2 separate regions of the Mus musculus genome follow, and region 2 is linked to region 1. The links are chromatin loops, found by intact Hi-C in ENCODE. Cell type or tissue: gastrocnemius. All regions are shown on one strand. Links, peaks and the distances in the headings refer to the core of each region. The heading gives the core; the rest is flanking DNA.

Region 1 (10,784 bases), core at 1,119-9,118:
CTCTCTGCAGGCAAGCTCTCCTCTTGCAGAGAAGGTGCACAGATATCTGGAGTTCAGACCTATCTCCTGGCCAAAGATCAAGGCCCGAAATAGGGCCTGTCCCAGAAGCTGGGTCACTTCCACCTATCCCTGTAGTCCGCACTCTCACCTGCACAGACTAGACTCTGAGGGATCCAGGAACCAAGATGGCTCCCCCAGGTGCTCCAGCAAAACCCTCCTGGGCAGGGCAGACACCTCTCCTCTGGCAGGGAAAGTGCCTGGATGTCTACTGACAGTATTTTGAATTTCCTTATAACAAGAAAATGTGCACTTTGGCTTTAAAGCAAACAAATTCTCCAGTCAAATTCTCACAAATTATTTGTAAATTTAGCATTTCAATTTTAGTGAATCAGTAGTAGTTGACTACTGTTAAATGTTTATTGTACTAAACTTTCAAGACATATGTGCTTACACAGTTGAAATATATTCAGAATGAATACAGCATATATTACTGAGACAGACTGCAACATTTCCTTATCATCAAGCTCTATAAATACACATATATTACAAGCCCCTTATCTTAATTAATACAATTGTCATCATTACAGACAAATGTGACACAGCTCCTTACTAAGATGAGCAGAGGTCTCACTCCTACAAACACAATATAGAGAATAGTTTAGCCCAGTGTCGTAAAATATAAAGGCCTAAACATTTAACTTGTTAACCCATTCAAAAATCTTGAAAAATCACTTCATTGGATTGTTCCAGAAAAATGCTGACTGCTCAGTACTCTGAAATTACTATAAAATGGGAGGGTACTTAATCATCAATGTTCACATCACATGGTATCTTCTATTCCCATGAAAAAGCATTCTGAAATTGAGAAGTTCTGTTGCAAGAGGGACTGCTCCAGGCCCCAGAAAAGACAGTTGCTGTTCCTCATGCTGACCCCCCCCCACACACACACACACACACTAGAACTACCAGTTCAATGCAGAAAATTGAGCCCCTGACAGGGCAGCCTGGGACAAGAGGATTATCTGCCTTCTGGCTTCAAAGGGCTTCCCATAAAGTGGTCAAAATTGACAAATTGAGAGAGGTTACATGGACACCTGATGAAAACCTTTGGAGTTTCTTGCCAGACTCACAAAGGCTCCTCTGTATTTTACTAAACTAGATCTAAATTCTCAGCGGGGCATGGTTGCCCACAGTACTTACTTTCTCTCTCAGTCATGCCTTGACATTGGGAAGAAACTGAAGGGCCTAGTGGGAGGCCCTCAACCCCTTCAGCGAGATCTGTTGACTAAGACATTTAAAGTGTTTAATAGAAGGGAGAAACAGTAAATGACAGAAAAGACCTCATATGATAGAGAGAAATACCAGGTTTCTGGCAGTGGCCCTGAGGCCTTCACCACCAAAGATAGGGCAGCAGAGACATCTACACAGGGTCTTCTTTCAATGCTAGGATAAAGAACTGCCCCTCATCTCATCTGTCACCAGGCACTGGATCTGTGGAAGGACAGGACAGTGAGGGTTTCATTGTCCCTCTTTGTCTTATCAAGGTAGAACAATTCACCAAGTTCCTCCTCCACAGACCAAAGATTGACATGGCCCTGGGACCTTGTCCTGCCTCTATCCTCCCACTGATACTATCAAGATAACTACAGAAGATCCCAAGGAACTGTCCAGAGAGTAGGTAAGTCTCTGTCAGTAATGATCCATACTGGGGTCACTTGGTCTATATTTCCCACTGACTCTGGTAAAAATCCTCTCAGGTCTCTGTTGTGGGTGTTGACGGCTGCCCCCACCACCTACCGTGGGCTACTGTCCCACTTCTCTGCTCTCTGTGGTCACCTAATTATGCATTCCTTCCTCACTATGATTAGCTGTCCCAACTATGCTAATACATCATCATAGCTAAGCTACAGTTCTCCTTCTCCTTTCACTCAAAGAACCCCTCCTAGAGCTTTTCCTCCTTCTGGCCTTTGGGGAGCTTCTCCTCCCACTAACAAAGCCTAATTCCTCAGCTCATGCCCTTTCAGAATCCTTTGTCAATCCTATGTAGTCGGACACATACTCTTCTTTAGTTGCCTCCCATTTTCCCCCATAGGATCTTACTCCAAGACTCTGCCTCCTTCCCTGTCACCCTTAATACCTTATCTCCTTAAAATATAGACAAGTTCTTACACCTACCATTCAATACCTTTTCAGTAAAGGTATTCTTAATCCTATCTAAATGGTATCTTAAACCTTGCTCAGAACCACAGGATCACTAACATAGTGGCTCTGCCTATCTACCAGTTGTGTCTAACTCCTGTACTCTACTTTCTCATATTTCCTCCTCTGCTTCTTACTTCATTGTCTTGGATCTTAAGGAGGCCTTTCCCACTATTCCTCACACCCACAATCATATAATATCTTTGCTTTTATTGGAGAGGACCCAGACTGGGAACAGTGTCCCAGCTGACATGGGCTGTCCTACCCCAGGGTTTTGGACAATAGCCCTTACTTTTTTGGCCAGGTTCTAGTCACTGACCCCCTTTCTCTTAGCCTGTCACCCAGAGGACATATTCAGTATGTAGATGACCTCCTACTCTGTAGCCCCTTGCTCTTGCTGTTACAATAGCATACGATTCAACTCCTCAGATCTTGGGGAGGCAAGGATATATGGTCTCTCTTTCCAAGGCTCAACTCTGTCATGTCAAGTGCATAGGTTTTCTGCTCTCCACTGGCTCTCCAGGTCACTCTTGATCTCAGGTAGTACCTGAAGTCTCTTTCTCTTCCCACCATTAAGGATGAGAGTCTGTCCTTCCTCAGAGCCTGAATTCTCAACTTTGTTCTTCTCACTTGGCCCCTCTACTGGGGCTAAGAGTGCTATCTGAGACTCTGGACATAATTAAACCTGCCTCACTCTTGCCTTTTTCTTACCTCTGAGACACACTCCTACAGGCTCCTGATTTGCCTCTCACAGGCCTTTATCAACCATTTACTATTTATACTACTAAAAAATGGGGAATGGTTCTGGTAGTCTTTGGACAGATGAGAGGAATCACCTTTGTCCCTGTTACCTATCTTTCCAGAGAGCTATACACAAACATTAGGGGGTGGCTACCCTGCCTATGGGCACAAGTAGTAGCCTCCCTTACTACTCCAAGAAGCATCTAAACTCATTTTTGGCATCTCTCTCTCTCTCTCTCTCTCTCTCTCTCTCTCTCTCTCTCTCTCTCTCTCTCCCTGTCATCTCCTCTCACAGGCTCAAAGACCTACTCCCACTCAAAAAATGTTTCTACCTTACCTTCCTTTACTTTATATTTTACCTCCAAACTCCAACTCTTCCATATCACCTTTCCAGAAAACCCCAACATTTTTCTTGGCTCTCAGCCCCCATCATAATCTAGCTACACTTCTTCCAAACACAGCTACAATTATACAGTCCTGTTTAAAATCACTTGACTTGCCTTAAAACATTCCAAAATTCTCTATTTCTCCTGTACTACATACTGATCATACCTAGTTTATAAAATGGAGCTCATCTCTCAGCTACTCTGGCTCCTATAAAACAGGCTACGCCACACTATCTTCTGACCAGGTCAGAAAAATCTAACCATTTAACCCCAGGCACTACTCTCAGAAGGAAGATCTCAGAGTCTTTACTAGGGCCCTCATGCTGGCACAAAGCAAGACCAGCAACATATATACAGATTCTACATATATGTTTGATATTCTATACCACCATGCTTCTGTCAGGAGATAGGATATCTCACCACCAAGAGAATATTTATTAAAATATGTATTAATGAGCCTCATATTCTAAATCTGCTGAAAGCCTCTTATCTTCCCAAACAGGTGATAGTTGCTCACTGTTGAGGTCCTTAGGCCCCTACCAATGATATGATTTCCTTAATAAAACCACCAAGGACATCAGCAAACACCCCTACTGTCTTAGGGTTTTACTGCTTGGAACAGATGCAATGACCAAGGTAACTCTTACAAAAACACTTCATTGGGGCTGGCTTACAGGTTCAGAGGTTCAGTCCATTATCACCAAGGCAGGAATATGACAGTGTCCATGCAAGCATGGTGCAGGAGGAGCTGAGAGTACTACATCTTCACCTGAAGGCTGCTAGCAGAATACTTGCTACCAGGCAGCTACAATGAGGGTCTTAAAGCCCATAACCACAGTGCCACGCCTACTCCAGAAAGGCCACACACCTACTCAAAAAGGGTCACACCTTCTAAAAGTGTCACTCCCTAGGCTGAGCATAGACAAAACATCACACCTACCTATCCTGCTCCATTTTCTTCTTGGCCCCTCCAAACTAAACTTGCACCTACTCTGAGTCCCAACAGAAAGCTCTCCAGCCCATGGGAGCCATTGAAGGCTCCTGGGGCAGGCCTCCTCTACAAAATAGATACTTCTCCCTGATGTTCAGGCAAAGACCTTCCTGACAGATATGCACATGCCCTTTCACAGTGGACCTTGACCTCTTCACTGCTCTCTCCCACCCCTCCTCTTCCACCCCAGCCTTCCTGGTCTTCTTAAGGCTCAGGAAAGCCCACCCCCTGCACCAAAACTTTCCCACGGGGAGCTTTGCAACCACTTCTTTTAATACACATCAGTTTGGGGGTAGTCTTTCTAGGGAACACTGGCAGATTTCACATATATTGTTTCCTAATTTTAAAAAAAAAACATTTATCTTCTTACTGTGGCAGGCACTTTCTCAGGATTGGGTGGAAGCTTGCCCTACTATGGCTAAGACTACAGAAGTGGTATATCTCCACCTCACCAAATATTTTGATCATATTTCAACTTCCTAGATGCAGAGAGTCAGATAATGGCCTGGCATTCATCTCTCAAGTCACTCAGCTAGTGTCAAGAGCTCTGGCATCTTCTAGTTCCCTACTGCCCTTAGTCCTCAGAAAGGTAGAGAAGGCTAATAGATGTATTAAAACTCACTGACAGAAATTCTTCTGAACTTCACTTTCCTTGGAGGGAAATCTTACCTTATTACCTCGAAAACATGGAAGGCCCCAGCACCCCATTCCCCTCAGCTTTCTTGAGTAAAGGCACTACTGTCCTATTTTAGGAAATTTACCTCCTCTAGACCCAAGCCCACTCTCTTGACTACTTACCTTCTCTTACTCACTTAAGATACTTTCTCAGTGCACACACTACTTGTGTCTTCACTCAGCTGACCTTATCACCCAGACCACCTTACCTAGGAACTGAGTTGGTTTGAAAGTCTCTCACTCACATGCTGTCTACCCAGGATGGATGGCTCTATATCTTGTTACCCTCACTACACCAACAGTGCTAAGCTTCATGGGGTCAAAGACATGGATCTGTCTGTTACAGCTCAAACATGCATCCCTTTTCCAATTAAGTACTCCTGTCAGTCGATGGGATTACTGAAGCTAAGAATCTCTTGCTTGCCTCCTGTAATGGCTATTCTGGTTGGCCACTTGGACTACAACCAAAACTAGCTAAAGCACCAGTGGCTGGGCACACTTATGAGAGATTTTCTTAATTAAATCACTTGAAATGGGTAGACTCATTTGTAATCCTCAAATTTTAAGGTAGTAAGATTCTGCAGGCAGTGTAAATAAAGAACATGGAAGAAGGAAGCTTTCTCTCTGCCTGCTTGCTGTTGATCTCAGTGGCAAGCCTTTTCTTACTGGCATTAAAACCTACTTTTACTTACTAATGTTTCTGGCATGTACTGAAGGTCAGCCAGGTCCTGGCACGGCCTGGCTTTCCCAGGAGGCTTGGTTTTGCTGAGAAACAACAATCTGAAGCATTCTCAGAAAATCTCTACCAGCTGCCTGAACACTTTTGTATTTTTGGTGGTGAGCCGAGCCTTTAATGGCTGAGCAATCTCTCTTCAGCCCTGCCTGAACATTCTTGACCAGAGCGGTCATACTTAAACACTCCTGACCCTAGCAGCAGTTGGCACCTGAACACTTCTGATCAGTCTCCAGAGTTCCCATGGTTACCCACCTGGCTAGTCCAGTGTTTGAGTCCTTCCACCGAATTTACCCCTATGGAATCTAACAACTTGTCCCAGCTTGCTGCTTTCTTATCCATAGAGTTTGGCTGTGTTCAGTGGTTTCTTGATGCACCTACTTACAAGCTAATTATTTGTTGAGTCACACACACACACAAAGCAATGCTTTCTAGATGAATTATGGTTAAGACACCAATTTAAGTTATTTATTATTTAAATACATCCAAGACTGGGGTGAGACATTATATACTCAGACTGTGGTAGACATTAGTGATATCACTTCTTCTAAGCTACTTCCTCCATGTCCTTCACTGTCTCTTCCACATTTGTCACAGGTTTTCAGTGTTCTCACAAGGATTTCCACTTTGCTTCACATGGATTTCTTTCCGTGCATTGCCATCATTGTCTGATTTTGCTGGGATATTTAAATTAACAAAGAATTAATTCATGGTTATGAAATATCTGTACCACTATAACTATCTAATATTCATAATGACAATAGTCTGTGCATCTGTTATAATTAATGAATTAATAAACAGGATGTTTAAATCATACATCGTGTGTGTGTGTGTGTGTGTGTGTGTGTGTGTGTGTGTGTGTGTGTGTTTCCTCCTCCAAAATTTATCAGCAATCCCTAAAAATATCCAGGGTTTATTTTGGTGCATTTGATATGACTCATGTATTTTTAGATATTGCTTCAGAAAGCAGCTGAGCAAACAGAGACATGATGTTGTACTGCGCCTTGGCAAATATGTGTGGCTCATACCACAGTTTATAGAGCTCTGATTACTCTGTCATCCATTCTGGGTGCCCAGACTCCAGGTCACTCCATTCTAATATGATGAGCCAGTGGCAACTAAGAAATCTGCCTATGTTATCCCTTCAGATAAGATTGAGGCAAATAAATACAGCAACTTAAAGAGTATAACTTTTTAAAATAGTAGCTTGGTTTTAGTGTTAGTTGGGATTCTGTATTCCAGAGAACAGCCTGTAACTTTAGGGAGATTGTGAGCAAACCTAAACAGCAAAGTTCCTGGAGTGCAGTACTTGTTTCTCCTCCTCCTTTTATTAACTTTCAGCTTATGAAAGATAATATGGCTTGAAGAGACAGTTGGTATCCTTTTCATCAAAGCAACTGAACTGGAATTGCTTGAATAAAGGCAATAAAATGTTTAAAACAGTTTACCTATATTAAATGACTCAAATCAAAGTCACAGTATTCCTTGTGTGTCTAGAGTAAGAATCTAAGTAGCTAAGACAGGATTGAGAAACGTTAAGAGTGATACTATGTGTTCAACATCTGATTCAAATTGGCCTCGTACAGTGAGGGTTTCCTTCCTCAAGTCCGTAAGCCATTTTGAAAAGGTCTCCTAGAGAGTCGCTAGTGGAACGACTGGAGGGCAAGATGAGGATGGATATGCATCAGTTCATTGTTCAAATGGGAAAAGCAAACAGTCATTCTCCATGCAGTGCTCTCTGCAGGAATGAGAACAGGTCATTTTCATTTCCTTGCTTTTTTCATGTTTTACTTTCTGATTAATTTGTTTAGACACAGCTTCTCACTATGTAGTTCAAGCTGGCCTAAAACTCTGACAAGTGATGGGTTTAAACACAGACAGAAACCACCTCGCCTAGTTCGGGATTCAGTTTTTCTAAGTATCGGAGTGATCTTTTAGAGTTTCCCAAAGTAAATAACCATAATCAGACATATCCTTTGGCAATTCAGTTAGAATGAAGCCTTTGGGCTTTTGTTTTGTTTTGTGGCAGTTAATTTGGTGTCAGGCTGTCTTAGTTAGGGTTCTTATTGTTGTGATAAAATGGCATGAGCAGAGTAACTCAGAGAGAAAAGGGTTTATTTTGTTCACAGCTCCATATATCACCTCATTAATAGAGACTCAAGCAGGGCAGGAACCTGGAGGCAGAAGCTGCTAGCTACAGAGGTCATTGTCTTAGTCAGGGTTTCTATTCCTGCACAAACATCATGACCAAGAAGCAAGTTGGTGAGGAAAGGGTTTATTTGGCTTACACTTCCATACTTCTGTTCATCACCATAGGAAGTCAGGACTGGAACTCAAGCAGGTCAGGAAGCAGGAGCTGATGCAGAGGCCATGGAGGGATATTCTTTACTGGCTTGCTTCCCCTGGCTTGCTCAGCCTGCTCTCTTATAGAACCAAGACTACCAACCCAGGGATGGTCCCACCCACAAGGGGCCTTTCCCCCTTGATCACTAATTGAGAAAATGCCTTACAGCTGGATCTCGTGGAGGCATTTCCACAACTGAAGCTCCTTTCTCTCCAGCATGTGTCAAGTTGACACAAAACTAGCCAGTACAGGCCATGGAAGGATGTTGCTTACTGGCTTGCTTCCCATGGCTTGCTCAGTCTGCTTTGTTATAGAACTCAGAATCACCAGCCCAGGAATGGCATCACCCACCATGGACTGGGCCCTCCCCCATCAATCATTAATTAACAAAATGCTTTTCAGACTTGCCTCCAGCCCAATCTTAACTCATGTGGGAATGTAGTCAAGTCCAGCAGTTTGTATGCTACCTCTCTTTCTTACCCAGGAAGAAAACAATGGGGAGAATCCACTGCTCCCTCCCACCTTTTCCTATCCCAAGTCAGAGCCAACATCCATAAGGAAAAAGAAGCAAGGGGATGAGGAGGGAGCCAAACTCCACTTGTGGTCTTCATTCCATTCTATAATTCCTTCCAGTTCTTCTTCCCAGGTATATACTGTTCCTACTGACGGCCCTACCAAGCTGAAGCCTTCATTACAATTCTCAATCACGTGTAGTAGGCTTATGAAAGCTGAAAGACAGACGAATTTCAGGAATCCAGAGAGCAACTCAGGATGTTTTTTCAAAGAAGCATCATGTGTCACATCTGCTGGATTCTAACATACTAAAGTGTTGTATGTTTGAGGTAGATGATCCACTAAGGGGATTGATGGGCAGCCTCATGTGTGGATATTACAATTTGGGCTCTGAAGAATACTTGTTCTGCAAAGCCATTAAATAAACCAAAACTGAATAATAATTAATAATATAATAATAATTATGAGTTTTTAAAAGGATTGAAATATTTTTAAAAATAATTACAATACATATTAGTATATTAAAGGCTTCCAGAGGCCATAATTTTTTAATAAATCTATTGAAATCACTCTATCATATCTGATGGAAACAAGGAATATCTCCTACCCATTAAAATTTAGCACTTAAAGAAACTTGTTCCAACACGAATAAGTATGTTCTATAATGAATTTAGTAATATTTTAGAATGGTCACATAAAATAGAGTACTCAGTAAATGAATATTCAAGATAAGCATTATCTTTTAAGTGAAAATGTATAATAAGCAAATATATTAGTCATTGTAGCCAGGTATGGTGAAAATGCTATAACCCAGATATTCAGAAAGGTAAGGCAGGAATACTGCATAAATTAAAGACCAGCCTGGGCTATAAAACAAGATAGTGTCTCAAAAGAAAAACAAAACAAAAATTAAATTAAAAAAATAAGAAGAACCTTGGTTGGGGGCAATTACCCTCTCCTACAAAGCAAAGGAAGTCACAACCAGCAGAAAGCAAGATGCTCAGTTATGTCCGTCCTGTGTAGTTTATCAAAACAAAAACTTGAATTCCATTACATGTCCTTGTGTCTAGAGAAACAGTTTCAATTTTTCCAGCCATAAAAAAAAAAAGTTAAAAAAAAAAAGAAAAGAAAAGAAAGCCTTTCTTAAATGATTAGCTACACAATAGCTGGGAACAGGCTACCTTGTTCTCATGGAGTGAGGTTTGTTGTAATTCAGAGGTTTCTGTGTTGACAAGGTTTAAATAAGGGTCCTCTTGTCATTCTGCTTCTGGGAAGTCTAGATCTCCAAGTGTCTTCCAGTCACCTCTGGACTGGCTCACTCCCTGGGTAATAAGGTTCGGGCTTGGTGCAGCTTCCCTTATTTCAGGCAGATGCACTTGAGAATAGATGAGAACTCAGGTGGTTTATGTAATGTGCAGTGGGAAGAAAACCTTTTTCTATGTCACTCCACTTGTAAAGAAACACTAAGTTAGTACCTGGTTGTATTCAAACCAGGTGACATTCAATCTAACAGTTGAACTTATTCTAAAACGGTCAAAGAACAGTCTTAAAAGCTCAGCAGATAAAAAACAACAACAGAAAAAACTTAAAACCAAAACTTACATAAAGGTTGTGCAGCTTTCTCCTTTGAACCTCTTGACTTGTATCTGCGCTTATAGCTATGGGCAGGAAGACGGTCGATTGTGATTTCTCCCACAGTTGGCTTGACATCAAACCACCCTATAAAATACAAACACCAAAGGCATTTAAAAAATGTTATACAACAATCAATAGTTCCATGCTGGGAGTTTAACGGAGATGCTCTGGAAGACCAGCCAATGCCCTTAACAGCTGAGCCACATCTCAACCGCCCTACTGGTAATTCCTGCCCTACTGGTAATTTTTTGATGAGCAAAGGAGTAACTGTATTTTAAAATATTACTTTAAAGGTAGTATCTTTATGTTTCTGTAATTTTTAAAATGTTGTTGCTTGTATTTGTTTATTTGAATGTGTGTGTGTGTGTGTGTGTGTGTGTGTGTGCTGGGATAGGGGGATGGGAGTGGGGGAGGGTGGTCCTGAGTATCCTGGAAATCAGAGAAAGGCTTGCAGGAGTCCACTCTCTCCTTGTGGATGAGGTCATCCTGCTTTGTGGCACACTTCCTTTCCCACTGAGACTTCTAGGTGGCCCCTTCTGTTTTAGTATAGTTTTATTCAAGATCTTA
Region 2 (10,784 bases), core at 1,609-9,608, 62 kb after region 1:
AGTGAAATACATAGCCCAGTAGACTCACAAGACAGTTGAGTATTCCCTTTATGATGTGCATAATGCCTGTGTGGCTGCTCAATTCAGAGCTACTCTGATCAACATGCTCATGAAACTCTAGGACACCTAGGTTGGGTTTTAGGCTTAATGTCATTCAGTCTCATTTTATTTGGGGGGTGGGGTTGTTGTTGTTTTCTTTTCCAGTCATATAATCATAGTCACTCTCAAACTAATCAAGATCTCCATCATTGTTCAAGTAAATTTTCACTTAGCATACAAAGAAATGTGCTACATTTTCATAATCTCTCTCTCTCTCTCTCTCTCTCTCTCTCTCTCTCACACACACACACACACACACACACACTCACACACACACACACACACACACACACACACACACACACACACACAGAGAGAGAGATAAATACACACACAGATGCAAACACAGGTATAAATTTAAGTAGTTTCTTATATCCTCCTATCAAGGTCCAAATTGGTCTACTTATTGCAAACATGTCCCCCCTAGGTAACTTCAACAATTACTACAATGTAAATCTATAATAAAATATGGTTTTATTTACATTTTTTCTATCTTTCCAACTTCATTCGTACCCAAACTCTAATGCTTTATACTAACTTCAAAACAATTGAAATTTTTCTCATATTCAAATTCTTTCAAAATATGAGTCTCATTTGTTGCTTTTCTAGTTCATGAACTCTTTACTTTTCCCAGGGCTATTTTCTCTTTGTGCATCCTAAAATTCATGCCTGTGGTCCTTCCTGAGATCAAGAAAACAGCTGCCTTCTCTGGGAAAATATTTCTGAACATTCAAGTGTGAAAAGGCACCTTAATTCTCTGAATTCCCTTCCATTACTGTATCCGAGAGTGCTTGTTTTGTTATGGAAAAGAACAACAGATTTTCAGTCCTTATCATCTTGATATCATGGGGACTCAAGAAACAGATGTTAAGAAGTGACTCCATTTGCTTACAGCCTAAGATTAAACTTGACAAATATTGCCCTTAAGACCAGAGAGAGCTCTCAACATGTCCTTAGTATATTTATTGGTATTTCATATCTTTATCAAGAGTTTGGGGATTTTTGTCAAGTTAACATATCCTTCAATATTATATTTTCTTCACTGTTTAATATTACAGGTAAAAATATATTCCAATTCTTGTTAGTCTGACTGTCAATCTCAAAGAATAGTACACATTTCCAACTGGAGTCCTCTGAAAGGTAGAGGCTCTAATCAGAGTGTTTAAAAGATGCAATGATATGGAAAGTCGAGAAGCTAAGCAAAAATGGAGTCCCTTCAGTGTGATGTGGGGTCAAGAAGGCTTCAGAGATGAAAAGGCAGGGTCACGAAGCTTACTGGAGTTCTTTGGGGGCTCATGCAAGAAATGTCTTTAGCCAATTCATCTATCATTTAGCTCGTTAGGTCTCTGGTTTGTAATCAGACCATCTCAAGATTGACTGAACAGGGCCTAGCAACTCACAACAGCAATAACAACAGAACAGCCTTCATTTATCTAACACTATGAGCTGCCTTGAGATAGCAATCAGGTAAGCAAAGGGTTTTTTTTATTTCCCACTGAAAACATTGAAGATGCTGTCAATAATGTCTCCACTATTATGAAAGACATGAACTACACATTATCACCCTTACTTCATGCATTTGGCAACTGCACTCCAGAAATTTTGGGGAGCAATCTGACTAAACCCCAAGAGTGGAAATGGAGAGCTCAATTCAAAGAGGGATGATGGTGATAGCCTAAGAAATGAGGAGGAAACTTCTTGATTAAGCAACAGTAATTAAACCTGAGTAGTCAACATTAAGTATAAGAAAATCAGAAGTGGTATAATTATGCTTTAAAAATTTTAAAACCTTCATAAAATAAGAGAATATTTTAAGGCATTTGACTTATTTTCCTAATGTTAAAATAAAACTGTATATAATTATGCTTACCCTGAATAATATTTACAATTAAGTACTACTGTGTTAAATATATAGCAAATTCTATTCAGTGTTGAAAAGGAGAAGTTTTGTTAAATAGAGCAAATGTTATAATCATAGCAAAACTTTTCAACCCTGTTTGCAGGAAACATGCTTCTACTAGTGAGTATTGATTTCCACCTTACTATCTGGGACAAAATCTTACAGTTCTAATACATTTTAAAGGACTATTGTAAGACAATGAAACATGAAAGCCATTTCATATATGCCCAGGAATTGTCTGATTGATCATGCCATGATCTAATGGGGGATGACTGGTTCTCTTATTTGCCAAGATACACAGAAAGATGTCTCCTTGGTCTCCTCTGACACGTTGGTCAAGGCACAGACATCTTTCATCTTTTTAGCCAATATTTCACTGCTTTATGTAAGATCAGTCTCATAAGATAGAAACAAGGTCTAACTCTGAAATAATGAGCTGTAAGGTTCCTGTGACAATAAATTTTATCGTCGCATAACCTCATAGTTTGCTTACTCATGCCTGGAAGTATGACGGATGTTTTCCAGTCTATTTTTCTGTTTGTCCTTGGTATACATATAGTGCATTCACCAAATGACTTTTTAATTTATAGTAAATTACAAAGTAAAGATGCTGCTTTAAATTGCTAGTTCAGAATAAGTGCTGGGAGATACAGGGTCACTGCCTATTTTATCTAAGGGTTCATTTTCCCCATGAGAATTTCATGGAGCACATAGATTTTCCTCACTGAGTGTGTACCCAAGTTCCTCCATTTACACAAGAGCAACCTTCCATAGGGGAAAACAGCATCTTCTTCACAAACAATGACGATTCCCCATCTTTATTCAACATTCCACCACACCAATAGTAGTCTAGATTTTAAGTGAATTATGTAAAAAAAAACACATAGGAAAATAGGTTTAAACATAAAGTGCTCTTTCTAAAAATGCTACATTTTCTAACTGTGTGATGCTACGTTTTGATTCTGAATGTTTAAATTGCCTAGGAGGCATCAAGGTTCACAAAGTTGGTGCAGATCTTGATTAATCCCAAACCAGAAATAAACAGAAAGATTACAAGAAATTAAAGTGTCACTTTTACAACCAACACATGAATCATTTTTGCTATCTAGAATATTGCTCCAGTAAACGGTCTTACAAAATTTAAAATCTATAAGTAGTAGTACCATTACCAGTTTTCATTTCATCTCAGATTTCAGATTTACTCTAAGAAGCACAGATGCATCTGGCTGGACAAATATCAAATTTGCTAATTCATGATCCCATCTTGTAAGGAATGATTTCCACAATCCAAGCAAAGCTGTTTCAATCCTTTTAGAAAAATATATGCTGAAAATATTAATTGTTGTCTTATTAAACAATAAAATTATAAAATTGTAATGGAAAGTGATTTTGAGATCTTCTACTTTTAATAACAACTATTTTACTTTAATTACATTTTCAGTGCTGAGAACTATGGCCTTTCACGTTCTAGGCAAGCTCTTTCCTGCTGAGCTGTAACCCCCACCCCACCCCTGCCTCAATCCAGTTCTCAAGGGAGACAGGGTCTCAGGAAACTACTTCAGCTTGTCTTGAACTCACTGAAGAAAGGCCTTCAGGTTACAATCCTGCCTCAGCCACCTGAGTGGCTGGGAGTACACGTTGCATCACCAGGACTGACACAATACATAACTCAGTATAGTGTTTAAAATATCACAATACTAACACATGTTAAAGGAGACATAAGAAATCAGTTATCTCTTCATTATTCTCTGAAACAATGATATGGAAAGTGAAATATTTAAAGTTTTTAAATGTTTACTAATAGATGAGGGCCTCTATACTTAATGCTGGATTTTCACACTGCTCAGACATTTACACTGCAAAGCAACTTTCTTTTTCATGAAGTCAATGAGGTAAGTTACAAGAACTTCCTTCCACTGAAGTTTACAAAATGTCCCATAAAGAGAACCTGTGATGTTTTCTTGGATTGCAGATCAAATGATAGTTCTACTCAACTTGAAACAGGAGCCTGCTATCATAAACATACCTTGTCCTTGGCTTACTCCATAAAACTCAGCTGCTATCCTTGCGGCTTCCTTTCGGTTGCCTTTCACGATGTAGAAATGACTAAGGATGGCAAGGCTGATCTTCACAAAAAGTTTAAAACAGAAGAGGGAGAGTATCGTAAAATAGACATTAGATAGCTGTTGAGCAAATGGCCGGCTTTCTTCTAACACCGACATTGTTGCAGAGAAATCTGCCCTAGTGTTAGGTCCCAGCCAAGTCTCAACTGTGTCTGGCTCTGTTCCGGGATGCTCTTGAACAGCTGGTCCGAAGGGAAGAAAATATCAACTGGTAATGATGTCTAAGGCTCAAATTATTTATACTGTCCATAAAAGTTCTTCACCAGCTCCTATTGGTCTGACAATATTCCATGGGAGCAGCCGAATCACGTTTCGCAAGCCTCCTGACTTTCCATTCTCAGTATAAAATGATACACCCTCTTTCGGTTCTGGCTTTCAGGAGTCGAATATTGAAATAACTAAGGCCGATGATTTCCTTTTTTGGTATTTAATTATCAAGACCAACTTGGGCTCAGTAAATGCACCTGGCACCAAGCCTGGAGACCTGAGTTCCATCTCTTGAGCCCCACATAGGGGAAGGAGGGTCGCAACTCACACTCACACACACACACACACACACACACACACACACACTCAATAATAAATGAATGTAACTTTAAATAGAAAAATTGTACATTTTTGTGTATTTTATCCACATAGTTCATGTAATAATATTCATAATATTGAAGAGACGTCAAATATTCTAACTCAACTCTAACTTTATTAACCATGAAATAAATCATTAAATAGGTCACGGATATGACCTGAATGAGGACTCATTGAAATAAATGATTACATTGAATTAGTTGTTACACAATATTTTTTATGACTGATTAGACTGTCCCATCATCTACTAATAGATTTACACCAGCAGTGTAATACTTTAAAACAACTATCAGCTGCTTTCTATATGTTAAATAGACCAAGAAGACCTAACTGTCCCTGCCACTAGTGTAGCATAGTTTTACAGGAGAAAATGCAAGACCTCAGACAAATAAAAGACAAAAAGCATCATGGCAACATACCCAAAAGGGACCTAACGCTGACAGGAAAGTCTGAGAGAGCTTCCTGGAGGTGGGGGATAAAACACAAAAGAATTATTAAACAAATATAACCATGGAACAAAACTGCAAAACCAACCAAATTAAACTTAATAATAGATCTAGTTACAGTACACACAAAAGGTGCTTTTTGTACCTATAGTCTTGGATAACTATGATATTTTCAGGGATAAAATTTATTTGGGTATCCTATGCATATATGGCTAGTCTTAAGTACAACCACATATAAAAGATTACAAAAGAAATAGAATAATTTAGAAACATAATGTGCAGTGCCTTTGTTTTCATAAATTCCTTTGTTTCTATTTCCTTTTCTTCTTTTGAAATAATACTTTTCCTGTCAATATTTAAGAATTTAACTGAAAAATGCACGAATACAAAATATTGTGATGTATGTTTACATCACCAGGTATAAGGTCTTCTCATTTTGGAACATTTCTTAATGCCGCTAAATTACAAAGTAACAAGCAAAAGACATACGCAAGCAACTGTGGCTCTGGCCGAAGAAAGGATTATATCTGTGATGTGGCATCCTGAGAAGTGTGACACGTCACTTTCATGCTGTGTATCTTATTGGGTTAATCTGATTTCACCAAATGTTCCTAAGACAAGGGAGACATGGCCATTGAAGACATGTGCTGAAAGAAGGAAGCTGCTTCTGCCCAGGTGAATCACTTGCTCACTGAAATGTAAAATAGGTTGATGTCTTAGAAATCACCAGCTCTTTGATAGCGGTCCCTGGCGTCTTACCCTTCAGCAATACAGGCAGCACAATTACAAATGGGTCTGTGCACCGTGGCTCATGCTGTCTGGGACACAGCGCCAACCCTGCTGAAGTGCTGAAGACAAACCACTCCATGGTCCTCTCTACCACTGATGTGGAAACTGTGTCAAGCCAGTGAACTCATTGCAGTTACATTCCAGTGAGTCTTCTGTCTGGCATGGGGACGCTTGAGCACACACTGGATTGGAGCCTGTGGACAGCTGGCCCATCACAATGCTCTGAGTCACGGTGTGACTTCCACTCCAGTGCTTTGGAATCAGAGATAAACCTGCCTTAGTCACATCTAAGTGCCTGTCTAAGGTTTCTCCCCTTTCTCTTACCAGTAAGTGTTATTAAAAATAATTCCCTCCACAGCAACTACTCAGCAGCTTGGATTCTTTGGGGCTAAGCAGCACTCCCATTCATTAAGGCTGTCGTCATCGGTTCAGGAAGCTTAAGTCCCTCATGCTTTACTAGGAGAAAAATATCATTACTCAGTATTTAGAATTTTATTCACAGATGTCAAATTTAGGTTTTACAAATTCCTTCATTCTTTCCTCTTTGTTTTATGAAGACAACACTCACCCATAATAAAATTTGTCACCTGCTAGTTTCTTAATCTGAAGGTCCAATAAAATAACTCAATATGAACTCAGAAATGCAAATCAGATGTTAATTTTCATATAAGACTCTTCAAAATGTCATTTTAAATGATTGATGATATATAAAAGACCATGAAAAGTATGTGAGCATCTATTTTCTTGGCTTTAGATTTTTTTTCCCTCTGGGTCAAATACAATTTTTAGTTTTTTCCTTTATTTTTTGAGAATTTCATAACATGAGTACTGTATTACATTGTTTCCATCCTACCTCTATCCATGCTGTTAAGTCTAGAGCAAAGGATGCAGGGTTCTGGTGCTATAGAATGGAAAATAGAAAAGGATTAGGGGGCTGTGTTTAGAGAGTGGGAGGGAGGAAAATATGGAGGGAGAATGAATAAAGTACAATATGTGAGTTTGAAAATAAGATAGGAAATTATATCATTTTATGTTTATTTAATATGTATATATAATATGTATGTATATACAGACATAGTTGAAATGAAATTAGTTGAATGTGGTTATAATGTACATCTCTCCCACAAGGGTCACAGACTAACAGAAACCGTAGGAAACCTCAAGGGAGTCCAAGAGATTGAAAAAACAATAGAGAATACTGTCATTGTCCTTGGCTGCCTCCAAGAACTTAAAGGGAAAACCCAATTGCTGAAGACATCATGCACTTTGGACACAGTCCTTGTGGAATTTGAACTGGAACTGACCTGGAAGCCTCCTTCTTGAGGACTAGCTACCACAGTACCCAAAGTTGCTATGCAACTGCCAATAGAGAAAAGCAGTCCACAATTGCAGCTGTAAAGCCTATGACCCACAACAATGACCAGCATGACAAGATACCCACAAGGCTGCAGCAATGGCACATATGTCTTAGGAGTAAGTAGAAACAGTCTGATTGAAATTAAGGCCTGTATAGTAAGAGGGAATTCCTGCCTAGTATTGGTTGTTAACTTAGCCATCTCCCTGTGGCTGGTGAGGTCATGAACCCTAGAGGAGAACCTACTGTCCTTTTACAAAATCAGTCACATTCCTTACTGAATACTTACTCTTTTAGTCACAGAGAAGTGTAGCTTTCATCCCTTCACTAAAAAAGGTTCCTTTTTGTAGCACAGACCATCGAATAAATCTTCAACTAGTCAAAATATAGAGAATCAGTGACTATGGGATGCCCAACTTTAACTGCTTCATTCACAACACAACCCCTCCACCTAAGTCTCATGTACCATTAAGTACAGAGCAAGGGGACAGAAACATTGTAAGAGCCAGAGGACCTGGATATCTGCTGTGAGATGCTGTCTTCTATAAATATCTGGGAGCTGCACTCATAAAATCGTAACAATGATCACCTAAACAAGACCTCCATAACACCAGTTGACATTCCTCAGTAGATGATGAAATCTCATAAGGCTGTATCCTTTAGATGAAGATCTACAGGTAATTAATTTTCCCTAGAGAGGGTGAGTAAGTCTTCTCCAGGGATATGTTATGCAATCCTAAGCGATCAGCCCTGAACACATACAAACCCATAGAAGTGACACTAAATGGACTCAGTAAGTTTTTTTTTAATATAGGCACACACATATACACACATGTAGCAACAATTATAGAAATCATGAAGTTGAGAGTGAATGGTGAGGCACAGGAGGAGGTAGGGGAGAGGGCGAGGTGGAAATTATGTAAACACAGAATTCTTTTTTTTTTCTTTTTGAATTTTTATTAGATATTTTCTTCATTTACATTTCAAATGCTATCCCCAAAGCCCCATATACCCTCCCCTCACCCTGCTCCCCAACCCACCCACTCCCCCTTCCTGGCTTTAGCATTCCCCTGTACTGGGGCATATGGTCTTCCCAAGACCAAGACCTCTCCTCCCATTGATGGCCGACTAGGCCATCCTCTGTTACATGCAGTATTAGCCCAGAAACTTAGAATATCCAAGATATAATTTGCAAAACACATGAAACTCAAGAAGAAGGAAGACCAAAGTGTGGATACTTCACTCCTTCTTAGAATGGGGAACAAAATACCCATGGAAGGAGTTACAGAGACAAAGTTTGGAGCTGAAATGGAAGGAAGAACCATCCAAAGACTGCCCCACCCGGGGATCCATCCCATATACAACCACCAAACCCAGACACTATTGCATAAACACAGAGTTCTTGTGGAAAATTTTTCAAAAATTAGAAAATAGATCAAAATAATTTGATATTATATATAATTCTAGCTCTCATAAAGATGGCCTTTTCAGGATATTTTGTATTTTGACTATGTCTTCATACCCTTTCATCTTCTTTTGTCCTTTTTGTATATAAGACATAGATTCTATAAATGAAATAAAACATGTATTATTTATCCTTCTGAATCAGTCTCAATCTGTTTAAGTGGTTGTGAACTCATTTGCAAGCATTCACTAGTTATGAAGAGAATATATTCTGGTTATTCTTCTTCCTTCCCCAAACCCTCAAAGATTTTCCCCATCTCCCTTTCCATTAATGACCAATTAAAGATACATTCTAATTAGGATTAAAGTTAGAGCAATACTTATTTCTTAAATTTTTTTTTGGTGGGGCAACTTTGGGTGAGAACTATTCTATGTTTGATGATAGGACTTGGGAGTAAATGGTTATGTTAGGTTTCCATAGCAATTACCAGTATAATGGACCCAAAAAATCTGCTAGCATTATGATAATCCCACAGAAATATTGCATCACAAGATTTCTTAAATTTAGGTTGTAGGCCCTCTAGGGAACGTCATTTACTTTTTCTGAAACAGATCAGATTCCGTCTATACTTTGAGTTATATCGAACTCAAACATTTTGATTAGATGTAATTATAAGTTGACTTATATTCAACATGCTCTCATCTTTATATGCAGTCCTAGAAAACATGGCTAAAAGCCAGAAACTATGCACATTTAACTTTAAAATAGATTATATCTTATTATGAATACATTTAGGAAATACTCTACACTAAATACTTTTCTAGATATTACATTTTACAGTGTATTTCTACATTCTAGCTATTGTGTTTTGTAATACTGTATACCACAATAGAATTGGCTTTACCTTTCAATTTCTTGTTTAGTTTACAAGCACAGAATTTCTCTAAAGGATATCTCACCCAACTTTTTTCCAGTCACTTAATTTTCTGGTTCACGAGAAGGATGCTTGACCAAACAAGGCCAATGAACGATGCTTTTGAGAATCTATCTGAGGAGCTAGACATTTTCTTTTACTCTCTAGGAGAAGCAAACTTTCTAGGATCTCGCTAAGAGTAAAGAATGGTTTGTGTGTGGCTCATGCCAGTAAAAAGGGAAGCCCAGTCAGTATTTAGGCAGGAAGCATCAGGCTATCGTCATCTGAGAATCTGGGTACAGGTTTAACTGAAGCAGGTCAATCCAATACTAATATGAATTTAAAGTACCAAAAAATATAAAGTCTTACTTGTTAATTAAATCAGTCTTCAATTCATTGTTTTCCACCTTATAAAGAAAATGTCCTGATAGATTTTCTGGAGTCTTTATGAGGAAGTTATGAAGTGGGTAAGAAGGAGCTTAAAAAAAAAAAGCAGGTATTTTGAAAATTATATAAATGGAGGTGGGAGCACTAGATTCCATTTTCATGGCCATTCTTCTGAGAATGCTGTTTAAAAAGTCAACACTGAAACACTCACAGTGTCGAGTTTACCCAGTACCTTCTGCTTACCACACCCTTTGATCGTAGCATGCATTTGTGCCATGTGTTGACTATAAATAGCCTTTGGCTAAATACTTGTGTACTGCAGTGGGCTGAATCCAATGGGGTCCACTCATCCCTCCTGTGATTAAGAATTTGCTCTAACTGACACTTTAGCTAATCACATATTTAAGAGATTATATTTCCATATACCATGTGTTGAAGATAAAAAGTGGGACTATATTAGAAATGATATGGTTAGGTCATCTTATAGGTATGTCCAGTCTGGTAATTTGATAATGATATTTAGATACTTATATAAATTAATAGTTATCATTTTTCCTGAAATAAAATATATAATTAATCTAGACTGTAATCAATTGGGTATTAACATTGGTATATTTGAACAATTCTGGTTAGCATTCTGTTGCCGTTTCCTTGGCAACAGAGGTATTGTCTGGAGGGCTTATAAGCTTATTTTTAGCATCAATTATGAATTTCAGGGAAAACCACAGCTTAAACACATTCCCATTAGATTATGGCTTAGATTAGTATCTTCATTACTTAGAA

Evidence for each region. Hi-C counts contacts between places; a loop is a spot of excess contacts. Peaks named below come from ENCODE experiments on the same cell type or tissue, not always from the same donor. Only the 100,000 strongest peaks of a DNase experiment are listed, where the experiment ranks them.
Region 2: it touches region 1 in a loop (2.5-fold over the local background); 5 of 42 quality-filtered maps call a loop at or near these places.

The regions. Positions count from the first base shown.
Region 1 is chr8:54,605,482-54,616,265 of GRCm38, reverse strand. Spata4 (spermatogenesis associated 4) reads right to left here. Exons shown (of 6, transcript NM_133711.4): 5 at 10,185-10,301; 6 at 6,168-6,402. The coding sequence ends at 6,317. Among named protein-coding and RNA genes, the nearest start is that of Spata4, 10 kb to the right of the region's middle. In gastrocnemius, for the core only: no CTCF peak of the experiment used is centred there; a DNase peak (open chromatin) is centred at 5,853; H3K4me3 peaks cover 832 bases; H3K27ac peaks cover 3,530 bases.
Region 2 is chr8:54,543,882-54,554,665 of GRCm38, reverse strand. It overlaps Asb5 (ankyrin repeat and SOCs box-containing 5), which reads right to left and starts at 4,335. Exons shown (of 7, transcript NM_029569.3): 1 at 4,026-4,335. The coding sequence starts at 4,221. In gastrocnemius, for the core only: no CTCF peak of the experiment used is centred there; DNase peaks (open chromatin) are centred at 4,271, 4,596 and 6,073; H3K4me3 peaks cover 3,331 bases; H3K27ac peaks cover 5,011 bases.